Linked DNA regions of Homo sapiens: region 2 is linked to region 1. The links are chromatin contacts, found by POLR2A ChIA-PET in ENCODE. All regions are on one chromosome and are shown on one strand. Each heading gives the region's core, a stretch centred on a gene start or an enhancer-like site at or near the end of the contact. The rest is flanking DNA. Distances are from core to core; before and after follow the strand shown. Region 1 overlaps FOXP1 (forkhead box P1). Region 2 overlaps FOXP1 (forkhead box P1).

Evidence for each region. ChIA-PET counts read pairs that join two places held with the same protein, here RNA polymerase II (POLR2A).
Region 2: POLR2A ChIA-PET joins it to region 1 with 15 read pairs in T-cell. The contact joins two enhancer-like sites. POLR2A ChIA-PET finds 5 or more read pairs at or near these places in 4 of 52 experiments (BJ, OCI-LY7, T-cell and 1 more).

Annotation. Positions count from the first base shown.
Region 1 is chr3:71,139,967-71,144,080 of GRCh38, forward strand. All of the region lies in intron 6 of FOXP1 (forkhead box P1), which reads right to left. Among named protein-coding and RNA genes, the nearest start is that of FOXP1-AS1, 150 kb to the right of the region's middle. Within about 2 kb of position 2,530, at least 7 of the 41 ENCODE cell types and tissues checked have a DNase peak (open chromatin) inside an H3K27ac peak, as active enhancers do.
Region 2 is chr3:71,546,556-71,550,363 of GRCh38, forward strand. All of the region lies in intron 2 of FOXP1 (forkhead box P1), which reads right to left. Among named protein-coding and RNA genes, the nearest start is that of MIR1284, 6.4 kb to the left of the region's middle. Within about 2 kb of position 1,461, at least 2 of the 41 ENCODE cell types and tissues checked have a DNase peak (open chromatin) inside an H3K27ac peak, as active enhancers do.

The sequences.
Region 1 (4,114 bases), core at 1,280-3,779:
GTTCACGGTGGTTGTATGCAGAACGTGTTTATTTCAGTCTAAAGATTTTAAACAAAGTAGTCCTCACTTAATATATGATAATAAAAATCTGTTACATAGAATATCTTCTCCATTGATCCTAAAATCTACTGTAACTTTTTTTAAGGTTGAGTACTCCTTATCCAAAATGATTGGGATCAATGATTTCAGATTTTTTAGGATCTTGGAATATCTGCATACACATGGTAAGATATCTTAGAGATGGGACCCAAGTCTCAGCATGACATCCATTTATGTTTCATATACACCTTATACACAAAGCCTGAAGACAATCTGATACAAGACTTTTGATAATTTGGGGCAAGAAACAAAGATTTGATCGCATTTATGACTGAGACCCATCACATGAGGTCAGGTGTGGAATTTTTCGCTTGTGGTATCATGGTGGCACTCAAGAAGTCTCAGATTTTGAAGTACTTCTGGTTTTGGATTTTCCTGTTAGGGATTTCAACCTGCAACTTCCAAAAGCTCTGTTGTTAAGATGAGCATTTCAATTCCACACCAGATTTGCAGTCATAGTTAAAATAATATAGTCTAATAATTGTGAAAACAGCATTTATCAATCTCACTTTATGTCAGGCATTTGTATTCGCTATCCTTCCAATGACTTTTCAAGGTGGGAATTATCATGCCTATTTTACAGGGAAGGAAAACAAAGCTCAGAGTGGTTGACTATCTTGCCCAATGTCACACAGCTTCTAAGTAGGTATCCAAATACTGTGACTGTCTGGAGGTGAAGCTTAAGGGAAAATCAGAGAGAGGAACTTTTCGAAAGAGGACTTTGAGAAAGGAGAGGCATCTGTCTTGGGATGTTAAAAAAATGTGTCAAGAAGCCAGGCATGGGGCAACCGTAGTCCTAGCTATTCAGGAGGCCAAGGTGGGAGGATCTCTTGAGCTCAGAAGTTTGAGGCCAGCACAGGCAACATAGTAAGACTTGGTCTCCAAGAAAAAAAAAAAAAATTGCCAAGAAACTGTGATCCAGGCTGGGCGTGGTGGTTCATGCCTGTAATCCCAGCACTCTGGGAGGCCAAGGTGGGTGGATCACGAGGTCAAGAGATAGAGACCATCCTGGCTAACTCGATGAAACCCCATCTTTACTAAAATTACAAAAAATTAGCCAGGCGTGGTGGCAGGCGCCTGTAGTTCCAGCTACTAGGGAGGCTGAGGCAGGACAATCAGTTGAACCCGGAAGGTGGAGGTTGCAGTGAGCCAAGATGGCACCACCGCATTCCAGCCTGGTGACAGAGCAAGACTCTGTCTCAAAAAAAAAAAAAAAAAAAAGAAACTGTGATCCAAACATCAGACTGTCCATGACTTGAAAAACTCATCACACGCCTCCTTTCCAGTGACACTGCATGTTTTCAAGGACGACACAAAAATCATTCTTCTTTGGCTCTACCATTTGTAGAGTCCCCTCCCCCACTTTTAAGAGCTTTGTGACTGTCAATCAGGTGCTTTTCAAACAATAAACGCTTAAGCAGTGACCTCATGATTAACTCGGTTTCACTACTCAGGCAACCTTTCAAAACAAATGTTAAAGTTAACCGTTCTACAGGCACCAGAACATTAGCTTCTATTTACACACCAATTAAACACATAATTTTTGGTGACTACTTTGTACTAAGCACAGTCTAGGCACTGGGCCTAGGAGGGAGAACAAGACAGACCTGGCCCTTCCCTTTCTGATACTACAGTCTAGCAGGAGATAGAGTAAGACATCAGCAATCAACAAATCCAGAAATAATTAGAGCCACTGTGAAGGAAGCCTCAGCCTTCATTAAAAAAAAGAAAAACTTAACTTCTCATTTTTAACCTACTCTAGATAAGTCCATCAAGGAATTCATCCACGAAGAGGTGACATTTAATTGGAAACCCACAAGTAAAGAAGAAATCAAATAGCCAAGGAGCAGAAAGAAGGTTCAAGAAGATGGAGCACAGAGGCTGAAAAGAAAGCATGAAACAGTGCTTAAGAAATTAACTTATTGAATCGTTAGTGAAACAGAATTGTGTTGTTCAACTAATCCTATGTCTACTTCATTCTTCTTCAACCCTTTTAAGGTAAACAGAAGTACACAGATTACAAATATGCTTTCAATCAAATGACTTAATAAATACAAAATGTGTCATGTTGACAAACAAAAAAAAAAACCTGTAAAAACATTAAGGAATTGATATAATTACCACAGAAAACAAATACCTTGGAGGTGGCCCTTGGTCCTGTCAATGTGTACCATTTTTAAGGTTGTAATGTCATGTGGTTGGCAGAATTCTCAGGTGACCCTTACATTCCTATGCCTGGTATAACACACCCCTTCCCAGAGAGTCAATCGTGCACTAATCCAGGTGCTATGTGAAGGGGTTTTGTGGATGTAATTAAGGTCCCAAATCAGCTGACTTGAAGAAAGGGAGATTATCTGAGTGGGCCTGATGGAATCACATGAACCCTTTCAATTGGAGTTTAGAGCCCAGAGATAGAGGAAGTCAGATTCTGAAGCACAAGAAAGACTGATGTGCCCCTACTGGCTTCACGATGGAAGAGACCATATGGCAAGAAATGTGGGTAGACTCTAGATGCTGAGAGCAGCTGCAGGCTGACAGCCAGCAAGGAAGCAGGGACCTCAGTCCTACAGCCAGAAGGAAATGGATTCTACCAACATCCTGGATGAGCTTAGGAGCAGATTCTTTCCCGGAGCCTCTTGACGAGGAATCAGTGCAGCTTCCACTTGCCTCCCTATTCTCTGAGGAGAGACTCCATTAACAGTGCACCTGGGCTTCTGACCTACAGAACTATGAGCTAATTTGTGGCAATTTGTTATGCAACAACAAAAAACTAACACACGCAGAAAAAGAGATGAAATCACACTGCTTGCATCTAAAGTTTATAAAAGAGTTTCTCTTAATGAGTAAGAACTCAGATGGGAGGGAGGTGGGAAGAGAGATAAGGGGGCAGGAAAGAAAGGGCAGGGCAGGGCAGGGCAGGGCAGGGCTTGCATACTGGTCCCACAAGGAACGACATGGTGACCCAGGGGAGCAATCGCTTCTCCTCTCTGGGCCTCACTTTCCTCATCTGCAAAAAGTTGGCAATAACAATGGGTGGTGGTGAGGGACGTCTTGGGAAAACACTAAGTGAAAACAGTTTGAAAGTTGAAAAGCACAATCCAAGTTATTTTATATTCTTTCCTGGACCATTTTCATTTTTAGCTTCCTTTTCTAATTATTTTGATTACTTATTCTAATAATGATCAGGACACAAATACGGAATTGTCCTTGGCTAGAAAAGAGAAGAAGCATTTTAAGCTATTGTGGATCTTCTTGGCAGACCATGCAAGGGATGTGGGGATACCTCCCTGGGAAAAAGTGAAAGGAGGTCAGCATGAGGTCCCTGGTGAGGAAAACCCTGTCTCTCATCTTCCTTCCCCTCTTTGTTGCACAGTCTTCTGGAAGATGAAGCCAGAGGCCTGCATTTGAATCCTAGCTTCACTCCTGACCTTAGGCAGTGATCGAACCACACTGCACCACAGTTTCCTCATATGTAAAATGGAAATAATAATGACACCACCTCCTAAGGCTGTTGTGAGGAGTAAGTCATTTAAAATACATAAATTAGGCTGGGCACAGTGGCTCACATATGTAATTCCAGTGCTTTGGGAGGCTGAGATGGGAGGATCGCTTGAGCCCAGGAGTTAGAGGCCACCCTGGGCAACATTGCAAGACCCCATCTCTACAAAAAATAAAATAAAATGCATAAAGTACATGTTAAGAGAGTGTCCAGCACTTCATAAGCACCATGTAAGTGTTACGACGATTACTTTTACCACTGCTATGAATAGGAGCTGATTTTTATTTTCCAGAAAATCTGTTGTCCCTCCAAGGGAATTTGGAAGATGGGGCTAAGTAAATATATAAAAATATGTTTATAATACGGCTTTTACTAATGACTTTTCACGTCGCACTATAAAACCCATCTAACCTCTGATGAAAAAGAAAACCCTTCTATACTCATGATTTTTGCCACATAATTTTACTTTTACATGAATAGGAAAAAAAAAAGTATACAAGTCTTAAAACTTTGGCT
Region 2 (3,808 bases), core at 211-2,710, 410 kb after region 1:
CTATGATGCAGGGTTGAATAAAGCTTAATGGAAGTTAACCTTCTAGCCTGGGTGCAAGATACCCAACCACCGAGATGCTGTTCATCAGGTACCCCAATGCAGCGAAGCACACCTCCAAAGCCTTGCTGAATGGCACTAGCACCAGTGCCACTCCTTGCTCATTTCTAAGAGGCTCCTGGACAGTGAAGTCAGGGAGCTGCCTAGCCTCTGCAGCCCACTCTAAACGGACGATGATTTGCTGATGGTGATTTCTCCTGCAAGGACTACCCAGAGCCACTAATGGAGGCAAGCGCTGGCTTGTTGCTTGAGCTTTCATCTGAAAATAAAACTGAAGGGTCAATTTTCATCATGAGCTTGAGAAAAGAAGGAAATTGCAAAGAAAGGAAGGGGAGAGAGACAGAGACACAGAGAGGAAGAGAGAAAGGAAGGAAGGCAATTGCTTGCTACGAAGACAAAACAAATTGTGAAATCTAGAAATAAATACTCAGGGCTGAATTCTAACACAACTGTCACTGCTGTCAGTTTTAGGAAATAAAACTCTTATGAAATACAAAAAGGTTCAAGGGGGAATTCAATCTATCTGAGTTTTACATAAACTAAAAATTACAGGTTTCTGAAACAGTTGGGATTAGCATTCTTCTTAGGTAGTTTAGGAAAGGTTACCCTTTCCTCCCCTTCATTTTAACACTGTGAGGGGTCTGCCTGCCTACCAAAATGCAACCAGTGCAGCCCCAACCACCAGATCAAGGAACAAACAGTGCAGGACTAGACAGCAGGTTTGTGGAAACCCAGCAAGAACGCTCTTCTTTGAGGAAAGGAGGGCTTGGCAGGTAAACAACCATATCAGGCCTTATCCAAAAAGAAGGTAGAGGTGGGGCCTCTAGGGCGAGGCCCAGATGGTCTCCACGGATTGCTGTGCTCCTTTGGGCCCCGTTTGACCTCTTTTTAAAGGGCTCTGAATACCACTAGGGAACCAATGTCACCCAGCAAGGGCCACTCAGAGCCACACTTAAGGGGCAATGCATGTATTTTCTTCCTTCTATGACATTAGAAGGCAACTTGCTGTTCTTGGGGCCCAAGGCAGAGAAGAATGTGAACACACAAAGTTCTTGTAGAGAATTAGTCCTGGCACAATTACCTAATGGCCTCTTCAACCAAACACCTGGTTGGCTACTTATCAGTAGCAACCCTATAAGCAACCCATTCCAGCAAGGTCCAGAGAGAAGAGAGGACAGCTGTGACTATTCAATCCTTTGGTGGTCATCATCACCTCCCATATTTATGAGGCCTTTTGGCCACAATGGTCTGAGCTCTTGTTGTGTACATCTTTATTAGTTGGAAGAAAAGGTCTAAGGTTTCTTTCCCAACTCAGAGAAGTCCTCTTAAACCAAACTGACTTAGCCAGCCCCAGGTCAGTACAAACAGTCAATTTCATAAGAGGACAAAGGGCTTTGGAAAAGAAGTGAACAGAGAGAGAGGATGAGGCAATCTGCAGTTCCTCTTTGGCTGGGGCCTCTCAATGGGGCCTCATTCTTTGTCTCAAAGATAGACAGGAATTCCAGCATGGACAACACCCCCAAGTTTAAATATACCTTTGAAAATGTGGGTGACTGGCAGATTATTGTAAACCACTGATCATCACCATTAATGTGGGTGTTTTAAAAAGTTGGCCCTATGAATGGAGGTTGAATGCAAGATCCAGCTCTAGTTTAAAACTAAACACACACATACACAAATACACACACACACAAATAGCGTAAGTTTATATGTTGGTTATTTTTCTCCCAAACAGCCTCATAACAGTCTAGCATAATTCAACGTATTTCCTGTCCCCCTTCCTCAACTGTTTTTGTTTTTGTTTTTATTTTAAGACAGGGTCTTGTACCGTCACCCAGGCTGGAGTGCAGTGGCACTCTCACGGCTTGATGCAACCTCAACCGTCAGGACTCAAGCAATCCTCCTGCCTCAGCCTCCCAAGTACTATAGGTGTGAGCCACCACACCCAGCTAATTGTTGTATTTTTGGTAGAGATGGGGTTTCACCATGTTGCCCAGGCTGGTCTCAAACTCCTGAGCTCAGACACTCCTCCTGCCTTGGCCTTCCAAGGTGCTGAGATTACAGGTGTGAGTCACCGCACACAACCCCATTTCTTTTTTATTTATTCCTTCCTCTCTATTCCCCAGCCCCCTGAAACCAGACTTGGCCTTTACCCCCCCAAAAGAAATGAGATGAAGTCAAAATAAAAAGACAAAGCTAATACTAATAAGAATCACTAATATTTCATCAGCATGTGCTATGTAAAAAGTAGTCAGCATTTTGTTTATACTGTATTGACTCATTTAGTCAAAGCAGGACCATGATGAGGTAAATATTGCCATTTTACAGATTTAGGAACTAAGGCGGTGTGTTTAAATAACATATCCAAGGTTAATAAGAGGCAGAGCTGGGATTCAAACTCAGGAACGTTAACCACTGCACAACACTGCCTCAAAGGTGTATTAACCCAAAGAAGTTAATTGTTGACTTCTGAGCTGCTAAGGGCCCACCAGTTGGTTATATATTGGGTTTTCAAGGTTAATATTAACTTAATGAGACTTATGCACTGACTCTATATATGATGCAACTCAACTCTTAGCAACATACTGAGCATACACCACTTAGAACTAACACAACCGAAAGAATGATAAATTAAATAACCTTCTCCCCTACCTAGTGTTTCTTTCATGGCAACAGTTCAGTCGCTGGGGTTTTCCCTCATCTCTAACTTCTCTACTGAGTAAAGGCACATGTTTTTAGACTCCAAAATACATATACTTTATTATTTAAAAAAATTTTTTGAGATGGAGTCACACTCTGTTGCCCAGGCTGGAATACAGTGGCACAATCTCGGCTCACTGCAACCTCCACCTCCCAGGTTCAAGCGATTCTCCTGCCTCAGCCTCCCAGGCAGCTGGGATCACAGGCATACACCATCACACCTGGATAATTTTTGTGTTTTTAGTAGAGATGGGATTTCACCATGTTGCACAGGCTGGTCTTGAACTTCTGGCCTCAGGCGATCCACCCACCTAGGCCTCCCAAAGTACTGGGATTACAGGCATGAGCCACCACACCTAGCCCAAAACATATATATTTTAATAAAACATATCTCAAATATTTCAGTTCACAGGTTAGATATAATGGGAACAAAACTGTCTCAATTTCAACTGTAACATCAAATCATCACATGAACTGAGACTTGCTGAAAGCCCTTGAGGATGGAAGAAATGGTAAATTATATTACAGAATACTCTAATGCTGGGAGTAAAAAAAAAAAAAAAAAAAAAAAAAACGCTCTCTGGTAAACTTTTAATTTTTTTAGGCCTCTTTATATTTAGAACATGCCTTTCTAAAATTTGAAGCTAAGCATATGTCAAAAAATTTTTTTTCAAAGAACCTTATTTTTAAAACTATAACTACAAATGTCAGACAAGTTCATTGTATAAAAGTACTGCAAACAGTATAGCATAAATAAATCAAAAGCAAGTGTGTGCCCCACTCACCCTCCCGCCTCCAGCCCTAACACAGTTTATTCTTCAGAAGTAGCCACATCATTGGAGTTGGCGATGGTACAAAGCGGGGAGAGGAGGAAGCCTGTGGAGACTTAGCTCTCTCATCTCCATGATCCCCACCTGCCCCCAAGTAAAACGATTATAAATCACATAGCAAAGCTGGTTGAGAGCACAAACCCTTCAACAAAACCACGTAGGTCTCAATCCTACCTATTCCACTTATCCGCTGTTGACCGTGAGCTAATATGTTATATAAC